2 separate regions of the Homo sapiens genome follow, and region 1 is linked to region 2. The links are chromatin contacts, found by Hi-C or POLR2A ChIA-PET in ENCODE. All regions are on one chromosome and are shown on one strand. Each heading gives the region's core, a stretch centred on a gene start or an enhancer-like site at or near the end of the contact. The rest is flanking DNA. Distances are from core to core; before and after follow the strand shown. Region 1 holds the start of PROSER3 (proline and serine rich 3). Region 2 holds the start of FXYD3 (FXYD domain containing ion transport regulator 3).

The links. Hi-C counts contacts between places; a loop is a spot of excess contacts on that map. ChIA-PET counts read pairs that join two places held with the same protein, here RNA polymerase II (POLR2A). Pooled maps may share reads with other maps.
Region 1: a loop to region 2 is called in a pooled map, with 3 times the contacts of the local background. The contact joins the promoter of PROSER3 here to the promoter of FXYD3 in region 2. A Hi-C loop is called at or near these places in 3 of 50 pooled maps. POLR2A ChIA-PET finds 5 or more read pairs at or near these places in 2 of 52 experiments (GM10248 and H1).

The regions. Positions count from the first base shown.
Region 1 is chr19:35,755,237-35,761,776 of GRCh38, forward strand. PROSER3 (proline and serine rich 3) reads left to right here and starts at 2,940. Exons shown (of 11, transcript NM_001367856.1): 1 at 2,940-2,990; 2 at 4,138-4,234; 3 at 4,553-4,755. The coding sequence starts at 2,980. It overlaps HSPB6 (heat shock protein family B (small) member 6), which reads right to left and starts at 1,793. Exons shown (of 3, transcript NM_144617.3): 1 at 1,575-1,793; 2 at 536-658; 3 at 1-447. The coding sequence starts at 1,772. The coding sequence ends at 286. RefSeq lists enhancers at 2,045-2,616, 2,945-3,184, 3,225-3,284.
Region 2 is chr19:35,111,600-35,117,487 of GRCh38, forward strand. It overlaps FXYD3 (FXYD domain containing ion transport regulator 3), which reads left to right and starts at 4,224. Exons shown (of 9, transcript NM_005971.4): 1 at 4,224-4,360; 2 at 4,665-4,760. It overlaps LOC124904701 (hepatitis A virus cellular receptor 1-like), which reads left to right. Exons shown (of 3, transcript XR_007067238.1): 3 at 1,748-2,070.

The DNA.
Region 1 (6,540 bases), core at 1,690-4,189, 640 kb after region 2:
GCTGAGACTGTCGGCTGAGGGTTAGGGTAGTGCTGGTAGGGTCTGGAAGCCGGGGAGTTGTCGGTGTGGGGTCGGAAAGCTGGAGGGGGTGTGAGAGCGAGGGTGTCAGTGGAAGGGTCTATGTTATCAAGGCAGTGTCCAGGATGGAGGTCAGGGCAGAATCCAGGAGTGGGTGAGAGGACAGTCCTTGGCGCACTCGGGACATCTGGCTGGGCGGAGTCAGATCGGCTTTAATAGAGGGAGCCTGAGGAGGCTCCCGGGGTGCGGGCGCGGCCCAGCCCCCTCCTACTTGGCTGCGGCTGGCGGTGGGGCCTGGGCCGACGCTGGTGCGGCCTGGATGGACAGGACGCCCTCGGGGGACAGCGCGGACGTCACGGCAGCCGGATCCACGCCAGGCGGCAGGCGGTAGCGACGGTGGAACTCGCGCGCGACGAATCCGTGCTCATCCTGGAGGGGAGGGAGGCTTGAGCGGCCCCGCCCCTCCGGCCCGGCGGCGAGCGTACCCGCTCCAGCCCCGCCCCACGCCGCGGCTCACCGGGCGCTCCTCGTGGCGCGCGTGCACCTCCACGTGTTCGCCCACCACCTTGACAGCAATTTCCTCCGGCGAGAAGTGCTTCACGTCTAGCAGCACCGAAAAGTGGCCGGGGTCCGTCGGCACCTGAGCGCAGCGGGCGCGGGCGGGACTGTCATTGGGCTGGGCCAGGCTCCAGGACCCACCCAGGGAGACCCCACCCCCGTCGGTTCCGTGCCGCGGCTCACTCTGGCCTCCGGAGTTGAGCAGTCAGCTCTCCTACTGGGAGTCACCCAGGACCTCTTCACCCTGAACAACAGGGATACGCCCTCCCCCTGTAATATCTGGGATTGCCCTCTCCCCCGCAGTGATGAGGCTCCCTTCCCCTGCAAGGTCAGGAACCTCTGCCCTCCCCCGGTGTCAGCGAATCCGAAGTCATCGTGCCCCCCAGGGCACTGATTCCCCAGCTCCCTCCTCAGAGCCCCGGGTCCCTTCTCCGCCAGCCCCGCCAAACTCGCCAAGATGCCCCTTTCCCCGTCTCCAGGGTCCTCTGCCTACTCTCCCACTCGAGTCACGGGACCTCGGCAGCTACTGGTAGCCTTCCCCCACTTCAGAGTGGCCGGGAACCCTTCCTCAAGTCGCAGGGCCCTCTCCCCTCCTCTTCTGGAGATATCGGGCCACCGCACACAGTCTCTCAACTCTTCCCCGAGACTAAGAACATTCCTTCCCCTCAGGAGTCACTGCCCGCCTCCTTTTCCCCAGATTTCCCGGATCACCAGCCTCCTTCAGAGTAAGCAAGACTCCCCTTAGAGTGACCCAGGCCTTCCATTCTCTGGAGAGCTGAGAGCCCCCCACCCCGCCCCCCACCTAAGAGCGACGGGGACCTCCCACCCGCTGCAGTGTGCGGGCCTCAGATTCCCATTGACTCCGGAAGCCCTTCGGAGCTGCGGACTCTCCACCCCGCCCAAGGCCAACGAACATTCTCTCACATGTTCCCACCCCAGGCTGCCCCAGACCCCTGGCAATGGAAGTGGTCGAGTTCACCCCTCCCCAGGCCTGGCACCTGGGCGACGGGCAGCGCCACGCTGGGTGCGCGCAGGTAGTAGGGGGCGAGCGTGGTGGGGCAGAGCGCAGCCAGCTCGGCCTCCAGCAGCCCCTCGCCGAAGCGCTGGTCAAAGAGGCGTCCGGGCGCCGAAAGTCCGGGCAACGGGGCCGAGGCGCGGCGCAGCCAAGACGGCTGCACAGGCACAGGGATCTCCATCCTGCTCCTCCGCGTTGCAGTGCCCCTGCGTGCGCAGCCGCTCATTTATAGTGCGCCCTGTGCCGGCCCCTCGGAGGGCTGCCCAGGGACACTGGGACCGTGGCCAGACCCGGCCATTAGGAGAGCCTTATTTAGAAACCCAAACAATGACTTGGCCATTTATTAAGCGCCTGCTGGATGCCTGGCAAATGCTGTCAAGAAGGTGACATGAAGATTCCCCAATTTCCAGAAGAGGAAACTAAGGCTGAGGAGGGGGAGCCTTGCGGGTGTGGGGAGCACAGCGTGGTGATTGGGGCCCAGGACCCAAGAGGCCCACGGAAGAGTTTCCAGTCCCTTTAATCCACTGCCTCCCCCCTGGCAGCTCTGAGGATGACGCAGATGGAGGTCTTTAGGAGCAGATTCCTGGAGAATGCGGTAGCCCCGCCAGGATGTCAGGAGGACATAGAACAGGCCCTCCCTACCCTTATCCTCAGCCAGACCTTGGGCCCAGTCCCCCGGCAGGCCGGGCCTAATTCTGTGCCTCTGACTCAGCCTCTGGTGCGCAGAGGCCAGGGGGCGCGAGCATGAACAGTTCAGGCTGGCCCCCCGGGGGCCGCGCGCTGGGGCTGGAAATAGCTCATTTTGATCCCGCTACCTCGGCCAGGAGCCCAGACCTGGCAACTGATGCAACCAGCTGCTCCTGCAGCAAGAAAGAAGTTAGATGACCGTTGGGACGGACTGATTGGCCCAACTGATGGAGGAATAGCGGTTAGAGAGAGGGCAGAGCGCGCCCCCCCCCCAACCCGCCCCACTGCCCCTGCAACAGAAAGAATGGTAGTTAGACCGGGGTCGGGACAGGACTTCTGCAGCAAGAAGGCGCTTAAAAAGCGGGACTTTTAAGCGAGGGTACTTTAGATCACCTCCTAACCGCAAGCCCAGCCTCAGATCCTTCCCATTGGTGCACGGTCTTGCCAATTACTGCTACACTCGGCAGGTTCTCCAATCAAACACGCCCTGTCGGGCAGGCAGTCGTCCCAGCCAATCCTGAAACACCTCCCTCCGGGTACTTCTGTTTCCTCTCTTTCATTGGTCGCCTTGGAGGCCGCTCGCCTCCGGCGCGGGCACAGAGAGGGGCGGGGCTGATAGGGCGTTGCTAAGCGACGGAGATGCGCGCGGGGCCTGTTGGGTGAAGGAGCAGAGCGGCCGGAAGCGCGGAGGGAGCCGCGGGATGGACCGCAGGTGAGGCCGATCGCTCTTCCAGGGACTACAGGAGGCTGGGGAGGACCAACGGCGAGAGCAGCACAGCCTAGGACGGGCTGGATACGGTCTGGAGTCGCTAGGGCTCCACCGCACTGGAACTACAATTCCCAACATGCTCCACAGCCGTTGGCCTCTCCAGCCGTAGCCGTTAGCATCCCGGGGGTCCCCTAAGAGTCTTATGTTCCTCTCTGAGTGGGCCCCAAGGAATTATTGCCTCTAAAGGTGTCCAAGAAAGGCTTGAGATCTGAATTTCTTCATTTTGAAATGGCCCCCAGACACGCCTGGGCGTTGTCTTTGAACTTTCTCGCGGAGGCGGAGCCCAGTGGATCCTGGGGCTTGTAGTCCATCTACCCTTTGCCTTCGTGTCCCCCAGGAATGTATGGGAAATGCTCGGTGATATAATCCAGCCGCGGTTCTTTCTTTCTTTCTTTTTTTTTAAGACAGAGTCTCTCGCTCTGTTGGCCCAGACTGGAGTGCAGTGGCACAATCTTGGCTACTGCAACCTCTGCCCCCGGGTTAAAGCAATTCTCATGCCTCAGCCTCCCAGGTAGCTGGGACTACAGGCACCTGCCACCGCGCCTGGCTAATTTTTTATATTTTTAGTAGAGACGGGGTTTCGCCATGTTAGTAAGGCTGGTCTCGAACACCTGACCTCAAGTGATCCACCCGCCTCGGTGTAATCCCAAAGTGCTGGGATTACAGGCGTGAGCCACCACGCCCGGCGAGCCGCGATTCTTAACCTGAACTCCACTTCGCAATCACCTGGGACGCTGCGGAAAAGACACGGAGGCCCAGCCCCACTAATAGATATTCTGATTCTGTTGGTCTGGAATGGGAACCGCGCGCCTGTAACGTTGAAAAGCCCCTCCTAGACTGGATCCAGGGTTGAGAACCACCGGCTGTCAGTTCCTGAGTTGCTCCCTGTTAAGACTGCTCCAGGGGCGGGCTCCCAGGACTCACCCTTCCACTGTCGATATCCTGAATGTGCAACGGTGCTTCATGGAAATGACAGTCCGTCTCCTCCAGGAATCTATGGGAATTGTCTGGTTCTGCCCTCCTCTAATGTCCCCCTCCCCAGGGCTGCGGCGAAACCACGTGCTGCCTGAACCCCACTTTCCTCTTGCAGCCTGCCAGTTTTCTCCATTCAAGATAGTCCCTTTGGAGATGCGCCCCTGGGTCGAAGCCACTACTGGCCATCCCAGAGCCAGACCTGGTGTCCCAAGGTGAGGACACCCCTCAAAGAGTGCTGAGTGCCAGCCCAGTAGCAAGAGAATGACCTTTAGAGGGTAGGAAGACATGTGATGAGAGATAGGGATGAGAGATTTAAGAGACAGCCCCTTGTCCCCTCCCCACGGCCCTGCCCTTGTCCCCCTCTCTACCACCTGGATTCCCCATCTGAGCCCCCATCACACTAGGTTGTTATCATTACAGGATGTGTTTCCTCCCCTCTGGACTGAGACTTTGTGTGTGTCCTGGTTCCCCTGCAGGGATGACCCATGAGACCTCACACTTTTTCTTCTTGTGCTCTTCCCTGATCTTAGACCCTGAGCCCATCCAGGTCTCAGAGATCCAGGCTCCCACAAGCTCCCAAGGCTCTAGCCACAGGTCCCAACTCCCCTGAGCTGTTTGAGGAGTCCTGGCCATCCAGTTCAGGGACCCCCTCCCTGCCCAGCACCACTGAGGGACAGATGTGGGCCTCCCCAGCACCCACCCTGATTGACAGCGGGGACTCCGTGGTGGCCAAGTAAGTACCAGCAGCCCTGGGGGAAAAAGAGGCTTTGGGTTAGAGGGAGGGAGAAGGCATGCAGTAATAATCATCATGGCCAGAGCTGTTTCTGCAGCACTCTTTTAGGACCAGGCAGTTTATGTGTGTTAAGAACTCTGGTGCTAGACTGCCTGAGTTCAAATCCCAGCTCTGTCATTTAACTCTCTGTATGATCTTGGCCTCAGTTTCTTTATCTCTTTTTATTTATTTATTTATTTGTTTAGAGACAGGGTCTCGCTCTGTTACTCAGGCTGGAGGTCAGTGGTACAATCACAGCTCACTATAACCTCAAACTCCTGGGCTCAAGCCGTCCTCCCACCTCAGCCTCCTGAGTTGCTGGGATTACGATGCATGCCACCACACCCAGCAAACCTCCCACCTTGGCCTCCAAAAAGTGCTGTGATTACAGGCCAGACGTACCATGCCCAGCCTCAGTTTATTTATCTCTAAATTGGGTGTTTTGTTTTGTTTTGTTTTTGTTTTTGTTTTTTTGATGGAGTTTCACTCTTGTTGCCCAAGTTGGAATGCAGTGGCATGATCTCGGCTTACTGCAACCTCTCCCTTCTGGGTTCAAGTGATTCTCCTGCCTCAGCCTCCCAAGTAGCTGGGATTACAGGTGCCCACCACCACACCTGGTTAATTTTGTGTATTTTTAGTAGAGATGGGGTTTCACCATGTTGGCCAGGCTGGTCTCAAACTCCTGACCTCAGGTGATCCACCTGCCTCAGCCTCCCAAAGTTCTGGGATTACAGGTGTGAGCCACTGCCAGGCCTAAATTGGGCATATTAATAGTACACATCCCCTAGGGCTGTTTTGAGCTTTCAGTGAGTTACTATATATAATGATCTCTAGCAGTGCTTCTCACATAGTCACCACTTAGATTTGTAGAATACAGGTTCAGCTGCTGTAACAAAGAGTCCCAAATTAATTATGGCTGAAACAAGATAGAATTTATTCCTCCCTCACCTGCAGTCCAGGCAGAAGCCACCAGGGATGATGTGGCAACCCGTAGTTGAGGTGTCAGGGACACAGGTTACTTCTGTCTTGTTGCTGTCCGAACTCTAGGCCGTTGCCCTTTCCTTCATGGTGCAAAATGGCTTTCAACCACATCAGCTTTCCAAAATCACATTTCATACCCTGTTTGTCAAGAACTTAGTCACGTGGTCACAAGGCTACAAGGGTACCTGGTAAATATAGTCCATAGGAGACTGGCTGTGTGCCCAGCTAAAAGTTACATTCCTGGCTGGGCACAGTGACTCATTCCTGTAATCCCAGCACTTTGGGAAGCCAAAGTGGCAGGATCCCTTAAGCCCAGGAGTTCCTGACCAGCCTGGGCAACATGGCAAGACCCCGTTTCTACTAAAAATACAAAAATTGGCAGGGCTGCAGTGGCTCACGCCTGTAATTCCAGCACTTTGGGAGGCCAAAGTGGGTGGATCACCTGAGATCAGGAGTTTGAGACCAGCCTGACCAACATGGTGAAACTCCGTCTCTACCAAATTAGCCGGGCGTGGTGGTGCATGCCTGTAATCCCAGTGACTTGGGAGGCTGAGGCAGAAGAATCACTTGAACCAGGAGGCAGAGGTTGCAGTGAGCCAAGATCACGCCATTGCACTCTAACCTGGGCAACAAGAGCAAAACTCCGTCTCAAAAAATAAACTAATTAATTACAAATAAATAAATAAATAAAAATACAAAAAGTAGCCGAGTGTGGTGGCATGCACCTGTGTCCCAGCTACCCAGGAGGCTGAGGAGAGAGGATTT
Region 2 (5,888 bases), core at 2,974-5,473:
TCTAGCTCCAAATGTGTTCCCTGCCCTTTCCTGCTTCCCTGTAGTTCCTGCCCGCACCCAGGACCCCCAGCCATCTGCCCAAGCCCTCCCCACCCCCACCACGCCGCCCCCACTCCCCACATGATGGGGAAGCTGGCCAAGACATTCATTCCTCCACACCCCCTGCCCCCATCAGCAGCTCCACCCTCAGCACCCCCACCTCAGCTCCTCCTGCAAGGCCTCCGTGGATGGGGGGTGGCGGTGGAGAAAGCCTTTCTTTTATAATTGTTTTAAACCTACTTTTATTTTTATTTTTGTAGAGACAAGATCTCTCTATATTGCCCAGGCTGGTCTTGAACTCCTGGACTCAAAGGATCCTCCAGCCTCGGCCCCCCAGAGTGCTGGGATTACAGGCGTGAGCCATGGTGCCCAGCCTGGTAATTAACAGATACTTCGTGACCACCCACTATGCACCAGGCCCTGTTCTATAATTCAGATGAAAATCCCTGAGAGGAGCTGACGTGCTAGCAGGGGAGGCAGATAGCACCACAAAAAAAAAAAAAAAAAAGCAAACAGAAGTCAAAAGGTCATAGAGAGGTCAGGGGGTAGGTGCGATGGTGGTCGGGGAAAGCCACTTGAACCTCATGGCTTTGAGCTGTCCAGATGCGGGAGAAAAGAGAGCCAGGCAAGGGAATAGGCATTGCAAGGGCTCTTGGCCAGAAACATGCCTGGAGTGATCCAGGAACGGCAAGGAGGCCCAGGTGGCCGGAGCAGAGTGAGTGACAACAGGGGTTAGGGGGAACCCTGAACCTCCCCTGAGTTTCCCTAGTCTGTAAGATGGGGGTCTCCAACCGGTGGCCCCAGGGCCTTATCCAACCACTGGATATTTTTCATTCTGTCTACAAAGTGTTAAGAAAACGAAGTTACCAACATTTAAAAATCAGGGCCGGGTGCAGTGGCTTGCACCTATAATCCCTGCGCTTCGGGAAGCCAAGGTGGGAGGATCACTTGAGACCCAGAGTTCAAGACCAGGTTGGGCAACATAGCGAGACCCCCGTCTCTAAAAAAATTAAAAAATTAGCCAGGTGTGGTGACGTGCATTTGTAGTCCCAGCTACAGGGGAGGCTGAGGTGGGAGAATCACTTAAGCCCAGGAGTTGGAGGCTGCAGTGAGCCATGATTGGACCACTACACTCCAGCTTGGGCAACAGAGCAAGAACTCACCTTAAAAAAAAAAAATCCGGAAGGCCGGGCTCGGTGGCTCATGCCTGTAATCCCAGCATTTTGGGAGGCTGAGGCAGGCGGATCACTTGAGGTCAGGAGTTGGAAACCAGCCTGGCCAGCACGGTGAAACCCCGTCTGTACTAAATATACAAAAATTAGCCGGGCGTGGTGGCACACACCTGTAATCCCACCTACTCGAGAGGCTGAGGCACGAGAATTGCTTGAACCTGGAAGGCAGAGGTTGCAGTGAGCTGAGATCGTGCCACTGCACTTCAGCCTGGGCGACAAGAGCAAAATTCCATCTCAAAAAAAAAACAAAACAAAACAGGAGATTTCATCATAAAAATCTCCATTTCTAGCTTCTGTGGGTGAGTGATGACGTCAGAGCAGCACAGAGGCAGGTGTCAGGGAGCCTGTGGACTCTTGGCCACTGTGTCACCTCACATGGCTCCTGGAAGCCAGGCGGACAGTGATACGTCCACAGCCACACCATCCCCATGGTGGTGGGACAGGGTTACCTGCCAGTGCCCACTCTTCTCCCACAGGTGCTGAGACCACAGCGCTGTTCCACAAAGCCCCAGGAAGCCACATTACCCTGTCCACCGGCCTCTCTAGCCCCATCTTGCCCAGGAAGTGGGACCTTGGCGTATCGCTGTGACCACACCTCCCAGCCGGTCAGCCTGGCCGCTCAGGCTCTACCTGCAAAGGCAAGGCCCCACCCAACCAGCACCCCTCTCATGGCTGGGGGTGCCTCCAGGCTGCCCTCTCTAGGGCCAGGAGCCTGCAGAAACGCTCCCAGCCTTGAATAAAGAGCAACGAAATTATTGAAACAAAATCAATAAAAGTTTGAATCAGGGATGGTATAACATGCTCTGGCTTTGATTCTGTGCTTTAATTCAGCGTTCCTGAAAAACTTATGATGTCAGAAACTATCTGTAGGTTTGGTTTTTTTCATTTTGCAAGAATTCCCAGGATATGGAGAAATCACAGCCACTCACAGCCTTAACAGGTTCTTTGGGCCCAAATGATTCCAAAAGCAAAACGAGAGAAACTTTTTCAAATATGTTTATTATGTATATTATATACAATATATTAATAAAACATATTACCTACATGCATTTAAAACATAACTGAAGTCAGATTGGCCCAGAAGACTCACTCCAAATGAGACCTAATCCCCAATAGGGTGCAAGTGACTGCACAAACTCTACTCCTCACAGCCCTTCCTAAGACTCAGTGTGCTCATCACACTAGGGTCTCAGAGTCCTTCTGACCATAAACCCAAGCCCCAGCGCCAGCCCAACACACACTTGGACGCAGCATGTTCACGTCCAGCCTAGGAAGAATTTATGGTTGACCTGGATTGGGTAAAAACCGTAAACGTCTGTACCTCAGAATGTAAGATCATGGTGTTTAAAACTACAGAACATTCAGAGGTTGTCAGAAGTCTCTAATTGCTGGTCCCCCAGGTTGAAACCAGCCCTTAGGTTGAAATTTTGACCTGCAAATTTTTTTTTAAATCTGAACCAAATTTTTTAAATTAAACCCCTTTAAGGTAGTACATTTTCAAGATGCAAAATTCAAAAAATATAAGAGGGCACGTGATAATGAGTGAGTCTCACTTCCACCCCACCCTCCAGCCTCCCAGTTTCCCTCTCCAGAAGCCATGGGTATGGATGCCAATCTCCAAAAATATTTTATTCATTACAAGTATATACATATGCATTATTTTACCGCTCACAAATGGTAGCACACTGCACGGTTTCCCAATACCTTGTTTTTTTTCCCCTTAGCAAGCTGTCTGGGAAATACTTCTGTATCTAACCACGGGCAGGGGTGTTCCTCCAAGATTTTTAGACAACAGTTCTCCAGTTCACCCCGTTCCGGTGAAGGGCAGAGCACCCCCCGCCCTTCCCAGCCACCCTGTACACGCCCCTACTCGCTCTCGGATGCCTGCAGTTCCCAGGCTTCCCAGCAGAGGGAGACACCATTCCACTCCCAAGACCACCAAGGGGTCGTCCCAGACACAAGCTTCAAGGGTCTAGGGAAGAGACGCTATCCGCCCAGACACAAAGACCCCCCTTAGCTATACTGAGTTGGCCTCCGGGCCTCCCCTTCCTGTTTCTATCTCCTCCTGGACCTGTTGCTTAGAGCCCTACCCCGAGGTCCCCCCGCCCGGCTTCCTTATGGGAACTGGCCCCGCCTTAAGAGTGGTAGGAGGGAGCCTTACCCTTGTCTAGGACCTGGGCTTGACAACTTGCCCCAGGGAACCACATAGAGAAGGGGTGTAGCGCTGGGCGAACATTGCCCTCCCCGATCCCTCAGCGATGACAAGTGGGGGGTCCTTCTCTCTGCCCCCAGCAGGCCAGTTTCCGGAAGAGCCTTGACCCAAACCCCCTTTTCCTGTCCTGTGCTCCACACTCCCAGCAGCTGCTTCTCCCTGGCCAGGCCCTGCAGCCCTCCTCCCCGCCCCCACGGTGGTGTTGGGGTCGCCTGGAGTCCAGCTGGTGTCCAGGGCAGAGCTACCCCTTTCCTGGCCCTACCCCTCCCCGTGACCCCAATCCTCCGCCAACCGCTCAAAGGATCCTTGTTCTCCATCCAGCCCCCAGACAAAAGTCCCTCTGTCTAAGAAGGCGGAATTGAGGGGAGGGGGCACCCCCAACTGGGACCATGGGGGAGCCTGCACAGACCCCATCCGGAAGGAATGCCTGGAGGAGGAGGAGCAGGAGACAGGGGAGGAAAGGGGGAGGGAGGCTTGTACAGTGCTGGGGGCCTTATGTGGACTAGGAGGCAGCCGCCCCCACCAGCACCCACTCTGTAGACCCAGGCGTCTGGCTCCCAGCACCCACGGAAAGAGCCTGGCTAGGAAACTGCAGCCTGGTGCCTGGCAGACAGTTCTCATTCTCCCCAGGGCAGGGAGCAGGTTATGACCAGGACTAAGGTCCCAGAGTCCCCACCCTGACCCCTCCCTGCTGTTCCAGCCGCTCCCTCATATCCACCCCTGCCCCATCTCCTGACTTTGGTCACGCTAGCATCTTCTGCTGATCCTGAAATTGTACCAGCGGCAAGATGTGGCCTGGAAGGGGACTTTAAGTTCTCCACAACTGCCAGCAATCCTTCCACCAGGCAAAACACATCATCTAAGGAAAAGAAGTGAGGTCGGAACACCAACGCATCATCTCACTGCATGGCCCTGGAGGCTCTGCCGTTTAAAGACCCCAGAACCTTCCCCATTCAAGGTCCTCTCCTGGGCACAGGAGATTGGAGAAAGCTCCTCCCTTAATTCCAGGGGCCGAGTTCCAGCCCATCCAATTCTCCGTCTCACCTGAGGCTGCTGTGGTCCTGGTGACCCCAGGGAGCAACCTGCCGCCCATGGCTGGGGAGGGGGTGAAGCTGTCTCTTTAAGAGCAGGAATGGAGCCCCTGGGCCTCAGGGCATCTGACTTGTTTTCTACCTGCCCAGGTTTGCTTAGGGCGTGGCAGCTTCGGATAAACGCAGGACTCCGCCTGGCAGCCCGATTTCTCCCGGAACCTCTGCTCAGCCTGGTGAACCACACAGGTGAGCAGCTGGGGCCCCTTCCTCCAAGCCCTCCTTGTCTCTGCCCCTAAATTAGGAAGTATCTACCTGCCCCCTGACCCTGCCCCATAGAAGCTTTTATGTTAAAGCGCCTAAAATCTTGTGAAATGCTTTTCTGGAGCCAGGAGATAAACGGAAGTCCCTTCCCCTAATGTCCCTTTCCCCACCATTCTCCTCTCAGGGACTTGTTGAACCAGCTGAGGTGAGGGCAGGACTGATAAGTGTGGTTGGGGTGTCTGAAAGACTAGTGTCTGCATGGATTAGGGATATCTGGGTTGGGGATAGCTGGGTGGAGGAGAGGGGGTGCCTGGGTAGGTAGGGGTATCTAAGTGGACCAGGGGTGCGTAGATGGACTGGGGACATCTGGGTGGATGAGGAATGCTGGGTGGACTCGGGGTGTCCAGACATTGAGGGATCTGGGTGGATAAGGAGTGCTGGGTGGACTCGGGGTGTCCAGACATTGAGGGATCTGGATTCTGGAGACCTCCAGGAAAAAAGGATGGAGCTGCTGGGGGAAGCTTTAAATGGGGAGTTGCTTGGGAGATTTCAGGAGCACACAGCGGGCAGGATCTTTCTACCCACCCCTGAACATGAGACCATTCTCCCATGGTATGGAGGAATAGAGGGGATAGCAGAGGGCAGGTGGGGGAAACAGTCCTCAGGCCGGCCTTGGGACCTCATGGCCAGGAAGGATGAGAGCAGGTAGACAGAGCATCAGCTGCAGGGCTGCCTTCCTCTCTAACCTGCTCACCAACCACATCAGTTCGGGAGCAGCCCACAGCCTCTTCAGACAACAGCCTGAATGGGGAACGTGAGGGCAGACCCAGCTCCCGGCTCCCTGCAGCCTCCGGAAGCATGGGACTGGACGTTGTTTTGCAGAGGCTGGGGCGAGGAGGATACCATCTGTCAGTCTTGGCTGGATGACATCATGGGAAGGGGGTATAGTGGGGCCTTGCAGGCCAGAGGTGGCTTGGAGGAGCCCCTGGAAAGAGGCTTAAGAGGTGAGACTCAACAGCCATGGCGACAGAGCATAGGGCTTTAAGATGAATTTGCAGGGGTTACAGGATTACAACTGCAATGTGGGCTAATAATAGTGCCCCCTGCATTAAG